Linked DNA regions of Homo sapiens: region 1 is linked to region 2. Evidence: read pairs that join two places in POLR2A ChIA-PET (ENCODE). Cell type or tissue: PC-9. All regions are shown on one strand. Each heading gives the region's core, and the rest is flanking DNA. Links, peaks and the distances in the headings are about the cores only.

Region 1 (10,183 bases), core at 2,289-7,288, 260 kb before region 2:
AGGAATGGGAGATGGAAAAAGTAGAACAATCTTGTTTGACTTTTTTTTTTTTTTTTTTTTTTGAGATGGAGTCTCACTCTGTTGCCCAGGCTGCAGTGCAGTCATGCGATCTCTGCTCACTGTAACCTCTGCTTCCTGGGTTCAAGCGATTCTCCCACCTCAGCCTCCTGAGTAGCTGAGACTACAGGTGCACACCACCACACCTGGCCAATTTTTGCATTTTTAGTAGAGACAGGGGTTTTGCCATGTTGGCCAGGCTGGTCTCGAACTCCTAACCTTAGGTGATCCACCTGCCTCAGCCTCCCAAAGTGCTTGGATTACAGGTGTGAGCCACCGTGCCTGGCCTTGTTTGAGTTTTTAAACCAAGTATTTGCATATTTTAACTAGAAAGTGTTTTTAAAAAGAAAAGAAAAAATCAAGCCACCTGAGACTTTTCCTAATTAATATCACTTAAGTGCCTGAAATTTTAAAACTCTCAGATTTTTTTAAAACCTTTGAGGGGAAAAAATTGTGACCAGAGAATCTTTCCACCAAGTATGAGGATAGTATGGAGACACTTTTGGATATGGAGGCTCAAAAACTGTCTATACAGACACATATATACATACATACTCTAAAAATTACTTCAACATTTTATAGTTGAATAAAAAAGATTCAATATTGAGAGTTCAAAAATATGGAAAAGTTAAAAAATGGAGACCAATAGAAACAGTTTTTAAAAAGGAATGAGTTTAAATAAATACTGTTAGAATATTTATTAAAAGTAATAAAAATATTACAATTATTCTTGGAAAATAGGTTGCTTATGTTATGAAATTCAATAATAACATTTTTGGATATAAAAATCCCAGGATATAGTACAAAAGGTTGAAAGGAAAGATGCATGTACAAAGCCAACCAAAACATCTAGACATAAAGGATTAAATAATTAGTTTTGATAAATTCAGGTGATAGAACTGTATAGAATCATTTTTAAAGTGTGATTTAGGGGAATATTTCAAATCATCATTAATGCTCAGAATAGATCCCTTAGTAAAAATGGCAGTCACCAAGAAACATAATATAAATCTAAGCATAACATAACCTATACCATAACATAAAATATAACTTCCCATTTTCAGAAAATGTAAAAATATATACATTATTATTATATTCACAGAAACAAGACCAGAAGAGATTCCCCAAAGTATTCACAGTTATCCTCGTAAGTCTTTATAATCTTTCTGCATTTTCCAAGTCTTCTATAATGATTCTGCTCTACTCCTTTTAGACAACTAACAAGCAAAGCATGAGTCCCATGGCCATGCCCACAGATCATACTAGACACACAAGTCCCCAGGCCAAGGTTTAGCAGCTTGGAGCCTGCTTTTTCTTCTCTTTTTGGTACATCTTTTCTTCTCCTTTAGAACATTGAAATAAAAAGTCCAACATATGCACTTTGTACTCAGTAGCAACTCTACTCTTGCCAAGATAGTGGTCTTGTGATGGCCTAAGTGGGGAAAGAGAGAATGGGGATGAAGGGTACTAGATAGGCGATGTACTCAAACTGGGCTTTGGAAAGCATTTTGAAATTGTCGATCATGGTGTTGTGGAAGGACTGATGTACAAGAAATCCAAGCAAGGGTGTAGTCTAAACTATGAGAGCAGCGTAGACCCTTCCAAGTCTTCGTGTCTATCCCTAAAGCAGAGATAATATGGTCCTCACCTGACTGGTGGAGATGTGTAAGGCCGTTAAGGATGTAGCAGGCATGTAGTGGAACCCTCTGCATACTTCAGGCTTCCAGACCTGGAGGCTGTCAGGCTTACTACCTGGCATGAGGGCTGCCAGCCCCACCTCCCTCTACCTGTCTCTTCCTGGACCCACCACTTTCACTCCCACCTCCCTGCTCTCCTCTCCCTCAGTTGCTAAGATGAGCTCGTTTCACTTTCTTCCTTCCAAAGGCAGTTGCAAACTTTATAGTCCCATTGTTTGAAATTATTGAAGATGCTAATGTTTGATGTGGAAGTTTAAGCCTGTCAGGAAATTTCACTTTCAAAGTCCTTCAGTCGGTTCAAAAATTCCTCACATGCGATGTCCTCTTGATGGTGTTTCCAAACCCCTTGGAGCCTATCTGGAGTGAAATGGTCCACACTGAAGCCCTTCTGGGGGATATGACAGAACCCTAAAGATTGTCAGCACTGTCCGTTTTTAACCATGGTCTGACATGCGCATACTGTCTTAGGAGTAATTGTTAGTTCTGAACTCACCAGTGAGCATTGCAGAGCTAAATAATCCAGAGGTCTCCTGCAAAAGTAAATATAATAGAGAGTGCTACACCCTGTGCTTGTGACGAATGCCAAGGCTTGGCAGACCAGGCCTCTGCTGGGCTCTGGACTCAGGGCTCCGGCCTCCAACAGCCAGAAATCCCACCAACACCAAGGAGACTGTACCCAGAAAAGGTCACCCAGAAATCCCATCACTTTTGGACCATGGCAGAATATTTGCCTCTCCAGAGGTTGAAACAAAGTATGAGTCACTTCCAAAATTATTTTATAAAAGTTAAAATGTTTCCTTTAAAAAGAAAAATCCTATCAGAATGCAGATTGGGGTTTGCCAGGGTCTGTGGGGGTTGAGGAATAGGGAAAAACTGCTTAATGCATAAGGGGTTTTGCTGTGCAGCAATGGGAATGTTTTAGAACCAGGTAGAGGGGGTGGCTGTGCAGCTTTGTGACTGTACTCCCTGCCACTGAATGGCAAAAATTGTTAGTTTTATTTCATGTGAATTTCACCTCAATAAATTACTGTAAAAATCATTTCAAATGATTTTTCTCCCCTCTGGCTGGCAAGGCTCATTATCTTTGGGTGAGGGTGGTGGCACTTATGGTGTATAGTACAGCAGACAAAGCACAAAATTGGCACCAGCCTGACTGGTATGTGCACTGGATGACCTGGGGCAAGTTGTTTACTTATGCTGTGTGGTCAAATGAGGCCAGTGATCTAGCTGTTTATTAAATAATCTGTACATTTTTCTAATGAACAAAGCAATACTGGTATATTATAAAACAGCGATCCTCAACCTTTTTTGGCACCAGGGACAGGTTTTGTGGAAGACAATTTTTCCACAGACCGGGGAAGGGGGATGGTTTCAGGATGATTCAGGTGCATTACATTAATTGTGCACTTTCTATTATTATTACATTGTAATATATCATGAAATAATTATACAACTCACCATAATGTGGATTCAGTGGGAGCCCTGAGCTTTTTTTTTTTTTTTTTTTTTTTTTTTGCAACTAGATGGTCCCATCTGGGAGTGATGGGAGACAGTGACAGGTCATCAGGCATTAGATTCTTGTAAGGAGTACACACCTAGATCCTTCACATGCGCAGTTCACAGTAGGGTTTGTGCTCCTACGAGAAGCTAATGCTGCGGCTGATCTGACAGGAGGTAGAGCTCAGGTGAGAATGTGAGTGATGGGAAGTAGCTGTAAATACAGATGAAGCTTTGCTCGCTTACCCAATACTCACTTCCTGCCGTGAGGCCCGGTGAGGCCTGGTTCCTAACAGGCCACAGACAGGTACCAGTGCCAGTCCATGGCCCAGGGATTGGGGACCCCTGTTATAAATTTTATATAAAATAAGAAAATAAAAATCATCCAAAACTTCACTACTCAAAGGTGACATTTTGTATTTTGTTTTCTAGCTGTCTAACCCTTTTCATACCCATGTATATTTTTAAGTATTTTTGATCTCCATGCTTTTCTTAGCCAGTCCTTTGTTCTTGGACTCTGCCTGTCCCGGGCCATGTCAGCAGGAAGCTTGCAGACACCTCCCTCCTTCACGCTTAGGGAGCATTTCCTGGGGTGGGAGTGGGAATTGGAAAGATGTTTGAATCACCCACCATTGGGATTTGCTCTTTTAAATCTTTAAGTTTCTGTTCCTTCCTTTGTCTTCAGAGTTTTTATTAAAACAATGCCAGTTTTCCATCTCCTCTGTGGCATCTGTTTATTCTCTTTGACTTTCAGAAAGCTGAACATATGACTCATTTCTGTGTGCGTGTGTGTGCGTCTTTGTGAAGCAACGCAGAGTAAAAGGGAAGTGAAGTCGGGAATAATTATTTGAACCTGATTCTTCTGTGAATGTTTCAATGAGAAATAAATCTTGTTTCCCCTCACAGGAATTTGCAAGTTTGCTACAAGCCAAACAGAAAGATTGGTCCAGGGCTGTGAATTTGGTCAGAGCCCCTTCCAGTTGGAAGTAGCAACTCTTTGCAGCCCCAGTAACAGGAAGTCCATGTGAGTGTGCTTGGGCCCTACGGGACCTGACTCAGACCCAGGTACCTTTCACACGGCAGGTGCAGAGCAGGTCAGCCCTGTCAGCCGATGGAGTTGGACATTCCCAGGCTCATCTCTCCTTCTAGGACTTACTGTCACCTCTCCAAGCCACTCTTTTCAGCTTGCTGGTGGCCTCCTGACCCTCCTCCCAGCCATTAATATCCATCCATAGCCTCCTGTCACCAAGGGCAGCTGATAGCATCTGACTCACCATAGACAAGTGACTAACTCTCATGTGAAAGGTCGCTTCTCTCCAGCATGAGACAACAGAGTGACTAAAACAACTAGATCTCCAACAGTGGAGCCTAAGGCACCAGTGAAAGCTCAGTGAGGAGGAAGCCACTGTTCTTATCCAGTGAGTGAGGGGGCCGCTAAGTAGACTTTAGGAAGCACAGTGTGGGATGGCCCCTGGATATCTCAGTCTCCTGGAGTCACACTGGAGCCTGCTCTAGGACCTGGACCAAAGCCTCCTTCCCAGGTCTCTTCCCACCCTGCACTACCTCTACCAGTGGATTTTCTACCTGGATTATTAACCACTCAGAGCAAACCCCACAGAGAAGGGAGTCTCCCTCCAGGGGCACTCAGAGGCTCAGTTTGCCTCAGTCGTCTTCATTCATTTGTGGCTCTTCGTAGCTTTCAGTTTACCAAAAAATCAATCAATCAATCAATCAATGAGCAAGTCCACATCATCACTGGCTTCTAAGAGTTTCCTCCAAATCCCAGCGTTACCTTGCCTTCTACAGCAGTGCCCCCTCATCCACAGTTTCACTTTCTGAGGTTTCAGTTACCCACGGTAAACCAAGGTCTGAAAATAGTAAATGGAAAGTGCCAGAGATGGATAGTTCATGTGTTTTCAATGATATGCCATTCTGAGCAGTGTGATGAAATCTCACACCACCTACTCCATCCCCCAGACAGGGATTGTCCCTTCACCCAGCTCATCCACATTCTAGACCCCACTTCACAGGCGTCTCAGTGATCAGATTGTCAAGTGGTCCTTATATTACTTAATAATGGCCCTAAAACACCAGAGTGATGATGCTGGCAACTGTTATAATTATTCTATTTTATTGTTAGTTATTGTTAACCCCTTACCACACCTAATTTATAAATGAAGCTTATTGTAGGTATATATGCATAGGAAAAAGCACAGTACATGTAGGATTTGGTACTATCTGAGGTTTCGGGCATCCACGGGTGTCTACAACTGTACATGGAATGAAAGTTCCGATTCTGAAAAGCAACCTGGAACAAGACAGGCCATCAGCACTTCCTGACTCCAGCCCTCCGTGGGGTGGCGCTCCCCACAAGAAGGGGTCCCCGACACCACCTCGCCAGACGCTGTGCATCTGGGAGGCTTCTAAGCGAAACAGACCCAGGAGCAGCAGCAGTGGAAATGAGGCCCCAAACAATAGCAGCAGGGCTTTGGTAAAGCAGGCTTGGAGCAAGCGGCTCTGATGGGCGCTTTCATAGAGTGGCCGTTTCTCCTCCTAAACCCAGATCTAGGCCTTGGTGTCCAGTCCTCCCCTGCACAGGATGGTCTCACCTGAAAACTCCTAACATAATGACATCTGCATGCCCACGATGGGGCAGCAGCCCCATCACACCTTGGTGAAAAAATTCTCTCTTCAGAGAGTAGAGGGACCATGTCTGGACCCCAGGATGCCTCTTAGTATTTTCATGCCCTGTAGCAAAGGGTGATATAAAATTACAGCAACCAAAGAAGAGGCCGCAGGATCAAAGATCCAGACACTTTATGAATGAATGTCAGGGTCACTATGCTAGGCAAAGGACAGCATGAGCAGAGGTTCTAGCTAAAGCTGGGGAAATACGGAACAAGTCATTGACAAAGGAAGCCAAATATGTCAACTACGGCCTCATGACCAATACAGAAACAAGTAGCTTTGCATATTTTTGCTCCTCTGTGTGTTTTTATTTAGACGTCCTAACCATTTTCTTTTTCTCTCCTACCAGTATTTTTTTTTTTTTTGAGACAGTGTCTGAGTCTGTCACCCAGACTAAAGTGCTATGGCGTGATCCCGGTTCACTGCAACCTCTGCCTCCCAGGCTCAAGCGATTCTCCTGCCTCAACCTCCAGAGTAGCTGGAATTACAGGCGCCCGCCACCATGCCCAGCTAATTTTGTATTTTTAGTAGAGATGGGTTTTCGCCATGTTGGCCAGGCTGGTCTCGAACTCTTGACCTCAGGTGATCCACTCACATCGGCCTCCCAAAGTGCTGGGATTACAGGTGTGAGCCACCGCGCCCGGCCCCACCAGTATATTTTTACATGCAAGTTGATGCAGGTTATTTTTACAATTTGGTCTCTAGGAGCAGAATATGCAGTGGCGCTGCGCCACATCCTTTCCTGGGGTACATGGGGTGGGGAGCTTTTTCTCAGTGTGTTCCTTCCCTAGGGCCCTGCCTTAGCCCTGGAGGCGGTACTTGCTCCCTGCACAGCTGTCCCGTGTGCTCTTTATCCATTAGGAGCTCTTCTCTTTTCCGAGTTAATAATTAGAGTAAATGCTCCCTGGTCAGTTAACGGATGTGATTTTCTCATGACTAGGCCTTCGTCTAATGCAAATGGTATTGTATGAAAGTCTTACTATAAAGGCAAACTTTATAAAAAAAAAAAAAAAAAAAAGTAAACCTCCCCAAATGCAAAAAATATCTACCGAAAAATAGAGAAGGCGCAAATTACAAAGACTGAATAGGGAAAGACAATTTATACAGACAATCTCGTAGAACCGAGGGCACACATTAATCATCTTAATAAATGTCCATTTTCAATCACTCTGCATCCTACAGCCATGCTGGAGACAGGGAAAACGCCAATGTTTCTTCCTTCTTCTTTGCTTTCTGATTCAAAGAGATTTTAGTACACCATGGGATCCTGAATGTGGCCACAGTTGAAAGAAATAATGAGTTGCATAGTTGGATTTCAAAGTGCAAAAATCCTATAAGACAAATATTCCTTTTACGCATTTTACAGATGAAGAAAATGACTTCCCAACATTTACAGCTGGTTAACAGCAGACCAAGAATTTAAAACTAGAACTTCTCTTTTAAATCCAAGTACAAAAGCTTGCCCTTGTACCTCAACCTTCCTTGAGAAGGAGAGTCGCTCGGCACTTTCCGCTCACCAGAAATGGAATCATCTCACAGGTTCTTTTTATTGTAATGAGAATTATCATGATATCAGAAAGAAATGACATTCATAAAATTTTTTTGATTTTGGCGTTTTATTTCTCCATCTTCGAATCCCATTCCTCTAAAGTATAAGCCATATTTGTCTTGCAAATCCTAGCTCTGTAGGAAAAACAAACAGAACAAAACAAAATCTTTGAAACGTGTGTTGCCCTTAAAAACAAACAGCAATCATGGCTGCCTCAGTCATGGAAAGTCTGAATATCTTCACAATGCATAATTCAAACACATCGGAATATGTTTTGTTTTAAAAATTTTCCCCAAAGTTGTCTCCTACTGGTTTATATCTACAACATGTGCATTCGTCTGATTTTTAGCAATAGACGCTCAGTATTACATATGCATCGGAGGAGGAGGATTTGAGGTGAATTAATTAATTTTCTAAGATGTTCCATGTGTTCTTGTTTGCTGAGAATTTCTTTAAGGGGCATATGTGTTGAAAAAACTGTCCACTTTTCTACTCAGTACTTAGCACGACATGACCTACCAGAAGCGGGATGACCACAAAGACCAAGTTATGCTTCCTGGCTTTTAGGAAAAAACCACCTTCGTGGCATTTTGTCGGGATGCTGCATCTGGAAGGTGATCCGAGGGGCAGGCTCCTGACAGTTAGTGGTGCCCTTCCCCTGCACCCCATCCCAGGCAGGGCTGTAAGGACAGACCCATCCAGTTCTAAGCACCAAAGTTGACCAGTCCAGTAAGGAAGACAAGAGCATCCCGTGCATCACTAGAGAGACTCCGGACTCTCAGGAAGACAATGAAAATCTTCTTCCACGTCCTTAGGCTCATGGCTGCAAGCCAACCACAGATGGACAAATGTGCCAGAAATCACAGTGCCTGGGGACATGCAGTTCATGGATAGAATTTTCTGGAAAAGTGGAGCTACCCAGAAAACTTTTTTTTCCAACTTTCTCATTCAAAATATTTTAATTCACTTGTCTGCCTTGATTTGCAAAGGAAGGGATTTATTTTATAATCACATATCTTGAGTGGTCCCAGAGGACTAGGGAAAGAAACATTCCCACAGCACCAAACAGGTAGCTATAGAGATATCTATAGACATTGGACTAAATGTGTCAGAGTTTTCTTTCTTTTAATTATCCTCAAGATAAATTTGATTCCTCATGCTTTTCCTCTTTCTCCTAAAAACAGAATGTACTGACTTTTGGCCTGGCACAGTAGCTCACGCCTGTAATCCCAACACTTTGGAAGGCCGAGGCAGGTGGATCACCTGAGGTCAGGAGTTCGAGACCAGCCTGGCCAACATGGGGCCAAAACCCCGTCTCTACTAAAAATACAAAAAATTAGCCAGGTGTGGTGGCGGGCGCCTGTAATCCCAGCTACTCAGGAGGCTGAGGCAGGAAAATCGCTTGAACCCGGGAGGCAGAGGTGGCAGTGAGCCGAGGTCATGCCATTTCACTCCAGCCTATGCAACAAGAGCTAAACTCCATCTAAAAAAAAAGAAAAGAAAAAAAAAAGTCCTCACTTTTTTCTTCCATTTCATTGAAGGCTTCCAACATTTGAATTCAAAGAGTTTCAAGGTCTCTTGCCTATAAATCGAGTTCTACATGTGGGCTAACATGAATCTTTCTACAAACATTAGATTCAAGGTGGAGATGGACCAAGACTTCTACTTTAATAACAACTGAAGCATTGGGAAAAGTTAATATTCAGAATCCGAGCTGTCCAGAGCTGCCAGGGAAAGTGCTCTGAAGACAAAGAGATGCTTTGTTCTTATTCTCAATAGCACCTCGAAGCTGAGCACATCTCATTCAGACAAACAGAAAATTGAAGAAAATTCACCTCTGAGTGAGATCAAGTATAGAAAATGTGAGCCTCGAAGGGAAGATTTGCCAGAGGCCTCAGGCAAGGAAAAGCAGGGAATCTGAAGGCAGCTGTGAACTGTTGCTAATATGCTCGGAGCTTCTCAAAAGAATGGGAAAGCTGTGCTTCCAGTGGGGACAGAAATGTGGCTTTTCTTGCTTAAGCCACCTGGCGATGCAGTTTGTTTCATCTCTGGACCCCTCTTCCTCAACCGCAGAGTGTCGCCGCATAGCCATTCTGGAACCACCAGCACCCGTGAGTTGCCTCAGGTGAGGAGTGGACTGAGGTGCACAGTGGTTGAACGCCTTCCTTTGCTGTGCGGCACCAGCGACACTGCATCTGTGCATGGACTCACCACGGAACACAGCCGTCGTGACCCTTGGCAAACGCTGCTCTGCCTGAAGGCTCCCGGGACCCAGAGGCAGCACTTGACTGCAGGCTGTGAGGTATCTGCAGCCACAGTCTCTCACAATGGGCATTCCTGGAGCCTTTTGACAGCAAATCCCATTTCTCAGATACATAGGCTCCAACCCAGAGTGAAGGCAACACGTAGAGGATGCTCCCAGCCCCTTCCCTGGGACCTGCCAGACAGCCCTGCCCTCGGGCAGAAGTGAGTCCTGCACCCAGGGGAGGGCCACGTCCTGGATCCCACATGTGTCAAATGTCACCTGGCTGAGCTAGAAACTCCTTTGCTCACATGTTGTGACACCTCGCATCATGGTGCCTGCAGCTTCCCCAGAGAAACCTCACTGTCTTTGTGATCCCCAACATGCAGTGCCCGGTGCTGTCTCCTGATATTTCACGGCTGCCCCTCCTTCGTTGGAGGACAGCCGTCCAAA
Region 2 (10,183 bases), core at 2,336-7,335:
TCTTCAGACATACCGAAGACCATCTGGTCTGCATGTATACCCCAAATTGTAATTCTTTCTTCCCGAATAAAATGTTTTAAATTTCAAGATTTGTCTCTATATTTTATTTGACTTCGACAAGGGAAATATTTATTGAAATCACCTGTTCACTGAAGGGTGACAGACTATCCCACCCAAAAATATGCTACTTTGGCAGGAGCATTATTTTGAGCTAAAGGCACTTAAAAAACAGCGGTGCAAGAAGGCCAGTCTGACTTCCCCCTTTCTTCTTAAAAGCAGGTGATGAAACTCCCATGTAGGAGATGCCCTCCTTGCACCAAAAGGAAAGAAACATTCTCATCACCAGAGGTGGGTTTGAGGCCAAAAGAATACTGTACAAACAGACTTAGCAGTCCACGGAAAAACTGGCTTTCACGAAACCAGTCCCTGGTAGCAAAAAGGTTGGGGACCACTGTTGTAGAATATCTAAATAGGGTCATGGTACCCACCCTTGTTCCTGACTGTAGTAGAAATATCTCCAGCCACTCACTATTACATACGATGTTGACTGTTGACACAGGTGTTTTCTCTCTCTCATGAAAAAGAAGTAGTTTTCTATTCCTAGTTCATTACAGGTTTTCAGTATAATGGATATTGAATTTTACATGAGTCATTTATTTTTAAGAGAAAGTACACTGACTAGTGATTTTATCCGGTTCAGGAATAATTTCTTGGTTAAATGTAAGGTAAGTAGTCAACACTTAAACGATGCTACAGGCCAGGCGCAGCGGTTCACGCCTGTAATCCCAGCACTTTGGGAGGCCGAGGCGGGCGGATCACGAGGTCAGGAGATCGAGACCATCCTGGCTAACACGGTGAAACCCCTGTCTCTACTAAAAATACAAAAAATTAGCCGGGCGTGGTGGCAGGCACCTGTAGTCCCAGCTACTCGGGAGGCTGAGGCAGGAGAATGGCATGAACCCGGGAGGCGGAGATTGCAGTGAGCCGAGATCGCACCATTGCACTCCAGCCTGGGGGACAGAGCGAGAGTCCATCTCAAAAAAAAATAAAGAAAGAAAGAAAAATAAAAAGCTACAACTGACTTGAATTTCTTAACTGAAATGACTGACTCTTCCCTGGCCATGGCTACATGAAGAAGGAAAAAATACTGGAGAAACTACTAAGGGAACTAGTCACAAATACATTTATCTATTAGGAAACAGAGTTTCGATCCTAGAATATATTCTATCTCACTTTTGATTATATAATAAAATACATGCTTTAGGAAAAAATTACTAGCAATTCTTAACCTTTTGTTCAAATTTCTTCATCTTTGCTGAAATGAAATCTCTAAACTCCATTCTAGCCATAGAGTTTTAGGATTCTGTAATCCTTTTTAAAGGACATCAGGCCAGGCGTGGTGGCTCACGCCTGTAATCCCAGCACTTTGGGAGGCTGAGGCGGGCAGATCACAAGGTCAGGAGCTCAAGACCAGCCTGGCCAACATGGTAAAACGTATTTAAAAAAAAAATACAAAAAAAAAAAAAAAAAATTAGCCAGGCGGGGTGGCATGCATCTGTAATCCCAGCTACTCCAGAGGCTGAGGCAGGAGAATTACTTAAACCCAGGAGGCAGAGGTTGCAGTAAGCCAAGATCACACCACTGCACCCCAGCCTGGCCAACAGAGCAAGACTCCATATATATATATATACATACATACATACATACATACATACATACATACATACATACATCAGGTTGATTCTGGACAGATTAGAAAAGGAGAAACCAGACTAGCAAACAAGTGTAAAACAGAACAAAAGATCAGAGGCAACTGTTGTCAGCCGTGGGCGGAGGCAGCATACAAGTGAGAGCCCCGAGACAAGGGACACTCAGGAGGCCAGCCCACGAGTGCCCCAGATCTTGTGTGGGGATGACAGCCTGACCAGGGCACAGAGCTGAGTCTACATGGAGGAGCATGAGGGTGCCACTGAGCCAAGGAGGATGCATCCAGATGGGGGGGGCCCTGCAAGACCACAGCTGAATCAGAGAACAAGCCAGTGGACAAAATGTAGTAGAAAACTAACAAATAGTCAACCCCAAAGACGGCAGTAAATAAGCAAAAGAGGAACAAAAACCATAAGGGGAGATATGTGAAACAAGGAGCAAGATGACAGACTTAAGCCTCCCTATATCAACAACTGCACTAAGTGTAAACGGACTAAATTAGAACACCATGCAAAGAATAACAACAGGAATTCACAAAAAGAGAAATGCAACTAGCACAAACAAAAAGTTATTCACCTCAATTTGCAACATGAAAAGTAATAAAACGGGTTTAGCTCCTAGCAAGGAATCCAAAATCAATTAAGATGTCCAGTGTTTGCTAGAATGAGGAAATGAACACATTCAGGTATGGGACAGAAAGATGTTGACAATCTAGACGACCCAAGATTCTACTTCTGAGATTTACCTTAGGAAACGTTAGAGAGGTGCTAAAAAATACGTGGGCAAGATTTTTCATCTCAGCATTTCTAATTATAGCAAAAGCCTGTAAGCACACCAGCACCAAAGTCAGCAGGGGCCTAGGGAAACGCCACGGTGTATCTGTGCAGTGGGACAGTGAGCATTCACCTGTTGGATGATGACTGACAGACTCAATGCAGATTGTTCATTAATAGGTAGTTTCCAAAGGCCTATGCTGGACAGCACCACTATGTGCAGCCACACACTCACAGCACTTACTGAGCACCTACTGTGTGCCAGGGCCCGGGCCCACTGCCCTTGGGACTCTCACAATCTAGTCAGAAAAGAGACCCGCAAGTTTGATTCAAGTTGCCGAGACACCAAGGAGATGGGGGAATGGAAGAGGAGCCCCACACAGTCTGGGTGGTAGGAGACTGCCTGGAGGGCAGCCTACAGCAGGTGGGCCTATAGTGGGTGAGTATTCCAGACAAAGGGGAGAGCTGGGTGCAGACTTCCTCAGAGGTGAAAACCACCAGCAGGTTCCGGAAGCCAAGGGAAGGCTGCAGGCTGGAGGACAGTGTGTAGAGACAGGCAGGGAGGTGGCTGGAGCCCGAGAGTGGTGAGGATTTCGGACTTGATCCTATGGGCGATAAAAAGCCAACAAAGGGATTTCAGGAGCACAGAAACCTAATGAGATCAAAGTTTTAATAAAAACACGTGGCTTCCAACTTGGGGGAGAGAGAGAGGAGGCAACGAGGCTCTTGTGACCAACCGTCCAGGGAACTGATGAAGGCAGGAGAGGGTGGCAGCAGGACTAGAGAGAAGCATGCAGGCTTCTTGCTTTATGAGAGATGGAGGGGCAGGGAGGGAGGGGTGGGACTCTCTTGAGCAACTTGGGGGACAGTGATGCCCTATGCTGAGCCAGCAAAGGAGGTCTGTCTGGGAGGAAGCTGGTGACACTCGACTGTGAGCTGCTGAGCCTCAGACATCTATGGGGTGCCAAGGGAAGACGTGCCGCTCCCAGGAAAAGGCCTGCCTGGAGGCAGACATCCACATGTCCCTCATCCTCCCCGACCTGCTGATCTGAACACACCATTTCACTGCCTCCAGATGCAAATGACAACTTAAGCTGCTATATAAAGTTCTTCTGTTGCAATGTTTCCTTTACAATCGTGAAATTTTTCTGGATTCTTTCAACATTTAATGTTGCAAAAGTTTGTGGTCAATCTGATTTTTGTTCTTTTATCAGCTTTTTTGGCTGGGTCCTTTGCAGAGCTCTTTTCTTATCCTTGACAGTCAACGATTCCACCAGGATGTGTCTCAGTATCATATTGGTACTTTTTAGCTGACACTCAGGGAGTGCCTTCCTGTCTGCATACTCAGGTCTTCCATGCAGGAGAACCACTGTGGCATCTGTTTCGCCTGTTTTCGTATCCTCCTTATGAATGCCAACCATCACACCCGGGCTCTCTGTCCCCTTTCTGTCATCTCCTCTCTCACATGTCCCCATGGCTTTGGTGTTTCCTCCTTCATATTCTGGAAAGGCTTCTCAAGTTTGCCCCAAACATCACTGGTTGCTTATTCTGTTGTGTCGATTCTGCTTCTTTACGGCTTCAGGTAAATACTTTGTTCCTCTGATCACATCCGTGTGCTTCTGTAACAGTCCCTCCTTGACTCAGCGCGCTCCTCTTCCCCATCTGTGGCTTCCTACCCGCCAGCCCCTTTCCTTCTCAGCCTGTCTTCATGTCATTTTTTTGCTTTTCGCTTAATCATTGGCATTTTTTAAATTCGTAGAGCATGATGAACATATTTACAGAAGTATCCCACCCCATGCCCACGATGAGCTTTCCTCAAAGGTCCCCGTCAGTTCTGCTCACGTGAGGTGCTTCATGAACCCTCTCTCTGCTCACTACCTGTAACAGTGGTGCAAATGAATGTTTATACCCATTTTCGAGGATCCCATCAGGGACAAGTGCAGGGCAGTGGCCCATCAGGGTGGTGTCTACAAGGGAACTTTGGTCCATCTCTCTTCAGTGACTGGAGGAGCCCCTGGCCAGCATCCTTCCACACAGTGCTGCTTGCAGGCACAGGACTGGCCCCCACCTTCCCGGCCTCCAGCGTGGTGGCAAGCCTGCCTGAACCTGGGAGTTCCTCAGGGCCCACTTCCAAATGCCACTGAGCCACAGCAGGGAACAAGAATCAAAGAGCACCCCACCCGCCACCCATGCCTATGGCCCCCTCCAAGGGTGTCAGTGGGGTTCAGTGGGCCCTACAGGCCCTCCTCGAATCCAGCCCCATCTGCAAGTCCCAAAGAAACTTTTCTAAAGTTTCTGGAATGCGGGTGCAACCCTCACTGGTTTTTGCCCCATTTTTATGTTCCATTCATTTCACTGGGATTCTGAGAGGGGGAAGATAAACTTGGGTTCAAGCTACCCTAGCTGACCCAGGAGTTCCATGGAAACAGAATTCTGAAAAAAAAAAAAATAAATAAATAAATAATTAAAAAAAAAAAAACCCAAGCATCCTACCCAAATCCCGTCATTGTGGCAAGAAAAATAGTTGCTATTCTGTAAATAGGACAGATGAAGCCTTTTGAGAGTATCCTCAGGAAACCAAAACAAATGAGTCAGACTCAATAGAGATCTGGAAAAACTGGTTTCAAGCACTCAAAAGAACTTAAGTCTCTATGGAAGATATTCCCAGGAAGGATCCTTGCTCTCCATCTTTGTTTTATGGCTACAGCACTCACATTTAAACATTGACTCACACACCTTCATGAAAATGAAGGTTGCTAACATGCTTTTACCTCATTTTCTTGCATTCTTCTAATCACTTTACAACAGTGTTTCTGTTATTTTGATTTTTCAGGAGTTCAAAGACAAAAAGGTGTGATGCAGGCATTTCCTTTAAAATATTGTTGGGGTCATCTCACCTTGGGGCCGGGGGTGAATCACAGGTAACTGAGGCTGCTCAGGGTGAGGCTGAGCTCAGGAAGAGCAGGATCTGCTTCTTCCACAACAGCCTGGAAACAAGCCTCCAAGTCCATCCACATGCTCGAGAAGAAGATGCTGTGAGTGGCCGGGCTGGGCCACTGGGTCGGGCAGCAGTGCATGTTTCCTATCGGTTAGGGGGATACTGCAAGATCTGCCTCAACTGCAGAGCTTCCTGTTCAAATTAGCCAAATCCAAGAGGACACCCCCACCACTCAGGGACCCGGGGGAGAGGACCTTCCCTTCCTGGGCATGAAGACACCATATTTTCTGGGTTTAACAGGATCAGTCGTTGTGCACAGGAACCAAAGGGCCCAGGTAAGCAGCTTCTCCACGTGGCTCCTGCAGGGCTCAGAGAGGCCCTCTGAGAAGCTGGAAGGCACCGTAGGGATCCAGCTGCATACGAAGTCACCTGGGGAGCAATTTTACACCCAGCGCCAGCACCTGCCCAGAGACTGATCCTAATTGAGAGGGGAGGGGCCTGGGCACCAGCATTTCAGAAACACTCTCTGAATGGTTCTAATACGTAGACGTCTCTGAGCAGATGAACCTCTAAGCAAATTTCAAAGGACATAAGGTTGTAAAGTTCACTTTCTCTACATTTTAGAATCCCTTTCCATCTCATAGGCAGCAGCAGCAAAAGAATCTAAGTTTTAAAATGGACTTTAAAATTGTCTTTCTCCATCAATGCTGGAAATGGCCAGTGAGGTGATTATTCAATTATTTTGTTTTTTATTTCCACCTCTGTACTAACTAATTGGATTTGCTATTTTAAATGTCTTACTAAAATATTAATCATTTTCTATTGAGCCTATTGCTACAGTATTTCCTTATCATTCTGGCTCCAGTGTTATTATTACACATTTTGCCTTCTAAATTCTTAACATATTTAATCACTCCAAAAATACCAGCTATAAAAGGTAGTTACTGGGCAACAAGAGACCCACTGAACTGAATGGCTGGCATGTGAGCGGGGGAGGAAACCACCGTCTAAACCTGCAGCAGGAAGTGGCCATGAGGTCAGAGGTCCTCGGCAGAAAACACGTGTCACAGAATTAATTATGAATAGAAGAAGTGAGTCTAAGGACTGGATGAGCAAAGGAAAATTCACATACAGGATGGTCAAGTTCCAAATACCCAAGTGATGGCACCACGCTGCCGCCTTCACACGAGCAGGTGTCTGTGGCTGCCAAGGCAGACAGAATAAGGAGTTCTGCTGAAGCTGGCACTCCTCACTCTTCCCTCCACCAGCATCCTGACAGCCAGCTGCATGGTCTCAGTCAGTCGCATGGTCTCAGTCAGTGACCAATGCTGTGAGGATAGCAGAGCCCGGGTCAGAGATGGTGAGTGTGCGGCTGAGGCCCCACACAGCTAGGTGGACAGGAAAGGCCTCTCTGAAGAGGAGACTCGTGGGCAGGGACTTAAATGGGGTGGGGGTTGTCCGGCCCGAGAGACCAGCAGCCTCCAGGTAACCTTGGACTGCAAGAAAACAGGCCCCCAGTGACACACAGACGACCAAAGAGTGAGTCGACAGGAAACAAGGAGAACAAGTCTGGGGTTCCGCTGAGCACCTGACACAGGGCGGCTGCATCAGCATCAGCGCCAGGCTGCCTGAGGTGGGGACCGAACGCTGAGTCCCACAGAGGGCACCAAAGAAGGACTGGACCCTCCCTCTGGGGCCTTTCTACTCCTGACCCACCTCCCCTGAAGGCAAGAGCAGAAGCAACCTGGTACTGGTCAGCAAAGACTGACCGCAAAACCACTTGAGTGCCTCATGGTATTGGGTTTGCAAGTGATGGTAAGAGGCTTCTGACCCAGCAGCCTGGGGCCTGGGGGGGGGTCCCGGCTTCAGATCAAACTGCGAAGAAAGTGCCCAGCCTCAAAGTTCCCTTAACCCAGATCACCCATCAGACTTAAACTGTTCTAGGGCCCAGGAAAAAACGCAGGGTCCCAAATTAATTTTATAAAATGGACATAACCTTGATTCTAAAACCTAAACACAAACTCTCTCTCTCTCTCTCTCAAACTCCAGGCCAATTCCACTTTAATATAGAGATGAAGTTCTATTTTTAAATGTCAGCAAATTAAATATAGTTTTATATTGGGTAAATAATAGATGATGGCCAGGCAAAGGTTATTTGAGGTGTGTAAGAACTGTTCAACATTAGGAAGTCTATTAATATAGGAACATCTCAACAGCTGCCAAAAAGACAGTTGTTAACCTTGTCATTCGTTTCTGACTGAATGCCGAGAACAGTGCCTAGCACATGGCAGGTGCCAGATGGCTGGTGAATGAATGAATGCTAACTTTTAAAACATGATAATTTATAGTCATAAAACAAGTTTCCATTAGATTCTTAAAAGGCTAAATAAAAACTAGTAACTTAGGTGTCCAACTTAATAAATTTAAAAAGAAAAATAGTAGAGAAGGAAGAAAATTTAAATAAAACTGGAGATATCAATGAAAAGAAAAACAAAGATTAAAAAGAGAACAACAAAGCCAAAAGCCAGTGGTTTAGACAGACAGACAAATTTCTGGAAAAATATATTTAAAAAAAGAAAAATGCCTAAGTAAGTAATATTGGTTAAAACAAACAAACAAAAAACAAACAAACAAACAAAAACTAAACTAAACTAAACTACATCCAGAGCAAATATTAAAGAGTTCTAGCAAGAGCTTTTTTCCAATAAGCTTGAAAATTTTCAAAAAACTGACAGTCAAAATGGACTCGAAAACACATTTTAAAAAGCCTGAATACTCTCATAATTAATACAAAAATGAAAACAATGGTTTAAGTATTTCCCACAAAGAAACACCAAGCTCAGGTGGTTTTACATGTGAAGCTGTCAAATTGTCAAGAAATACATTCCAATCATATACAATCTCTTCCAGAACAGATAAAAACAAAGAATATCCTCAATTCATTCTTGACCTTGGTACTAAAAAAAATAAGGATCATACAAGAAAAACAAAATTATGGGTCCATTTCATTCATGAATATAAATGGAAAAATACTAATTAGCAACTAGACTCTTAACAGTGGATTAAAAATAATAATAATATACCATAATTGATTTGATCCAAGGAATGTAAAGACTGTTTCATATTAGAAAAGCTACAATCATATAGTGAATTAAGGAATATAATAGAATCATCTCAATCGACCCAGAAAAAGCATTTAGTAAAATTTAACACGCATTAATAACCAAGCCCCACAGTGGGGGGGGAACCTACAAAAACTTAGCCAGGCAGAGTGGCACTCGCCTGCAGTCCCAGCTACTTGGGAGGAGGAAGGATCACCTGAGCCTAGGAAAGCAAGGCTGCAGTGAGCCATGATTGCACCACTGCACTCCAGCCTGGGTGACAGGGAGGCCCTGTCTCAAAAAAAAAAAAAAAAAAAAAAAGAAAATCAGGAAGGAAGGAAACGAGGTTACCCACAATCACCATTACTATTCCTACTCTAGCAGAGGGCCTAGCCACAGAAATGCAACAGTAAGAGGGAATTAAATGCCTAAGACTGGAAAGAAGGAAATGAAGCCATCAGGACTTTCAGATGACACAGACAATGGTGCGGAGCTTGGGCTAAAGGCATGGACTCTGGGTGCGATTGCCTGGGCTTGAATCACTCCTCTGCCACTCACCACTCATACGGCCCCGGACACGTTCCTTAACCTCCAAATGCCCCAGTTTCAAAATGGGTAACAACAGTGCCCGAGTCTCACTATGACCTATGTTATTAGCTGTCTTAGAACAGAGCCTGCACACCGTGCCCTATTAGGTGTTTGCTGCTATTACAGCGAAGAAAACAGAAAAGACTCAACAGACACGTTTAAAGCAAACAGTTTTAAATGAAGCTGGTTATAAGTCAACAGCATTACTATCTACCAGCAATCAACAACTAGAAAACAATTTTAAATAAATATACAGTATTTATAATAGCAGATAAACTATAAATACCCACATATAAATCTAACAAAAGATACGAACAACCTTAACAAATCAAATTATAAACATTCACTAAAAGACTTTAAAGCAAGTCTAAATAAATGGAGAGATAGTTTTGTTCATAAATACTCCAACTGAAATCCCAAGAGGGTTTTTCACGGCACTCAATAAGCAGGTTATAATATGTAGATGGAAGTGGACAAGACCAATAATTGCCAAAACATAGCTGAAGAAGAGGCATAAGGCGGCAGGGGCTTTGCTACCAGACACAAGGCCTTGTTCTGAAGCTACAGTCATTACAGCAGGGTGGTATCAGTGCGGGCCAGTGGAGCAGTATAAACTACAGCCTGTGGACCGGCCCACCACCTGGATTTCTCTATAGCCCATGAGCTAAGAATGATTTTTTATTTATAAATAGTTGAAAAACCCAGTTAAAGGATAATATTTTGCAGCACATGAAAGTTATACAAAATTCACGTTTCAGTGTCCATAAATAAATAAAGCCCTATTGGAAACCAGCCACGCTCATGCATTTATATATTGCCTGTGGTTGCTTTTACACTACAATAACAAAGTTGAGTAGTGGCAACAGAGATTACATGGTTCTCATGGCTGAAAATATTTACTACCTGACCTTTTACGGAAAAAGTTTGCTAACCTCTGGGGCAGAGAACACAGAAAGAGTTCCACGCATATGGAACTTTCATATTCAGCAGAGACAGCATTGCAGATCAATGGGGAAAGGAGGAAAACTTGGTTATCCATATGAGGAGAGAAAAAAACTACACTTCTGTCCCACAGA

What was found. Peaks named below come from ENCODE experiments on the same cell type or tissue, not always from the same donor. Only the 100,000 strongest peaks of a DNase experiment are listed, where the experiment ranks them.
Region 1: POLR2A ChIA-PET joins it to region 2 with 16 read pairs; 1 of 35 experiments calls an interaction of 5 or more read pairs at or near these places.

What each region holds. Positions count from the first base shown.
Region 1 is chr2:238,638,619-238,648,801 of GRCh38, reverse strand. No RefSeq gene overlaps it. Among named protein-coding and RNA genes, the nearest start is that of LINC01937, 76 kb to the left of the region's middle. RefSeq lists an enhancer at 9,731-10,183. In PC-9, for the core only: no CTCF peak of the experiment used is centred there; DNase peaks (open chromatin) are centred at 4,031 and 4,541; H3K27ac peaks cover 1,742 bases.
Region 2 is chr2:238,375,888-238,386,070 of GRCh38, reverse strand. The region is part of intron 15 of TRAF3IP1 (TRAF3 interacting protein 1); the gene reads right to left. Among named protein-coding and RNA genes, the nearest start is that of ASB1, 46 kb to the left of the region's middle. RefSeq lists an enhancer at 1,815-1,934. In PC-9, for the core only: no CTCF peak of the experiment used is centred there; a DNase peak (open chromatin) is centred at 5,090; H3K27ac peaks cover 1,725 bases.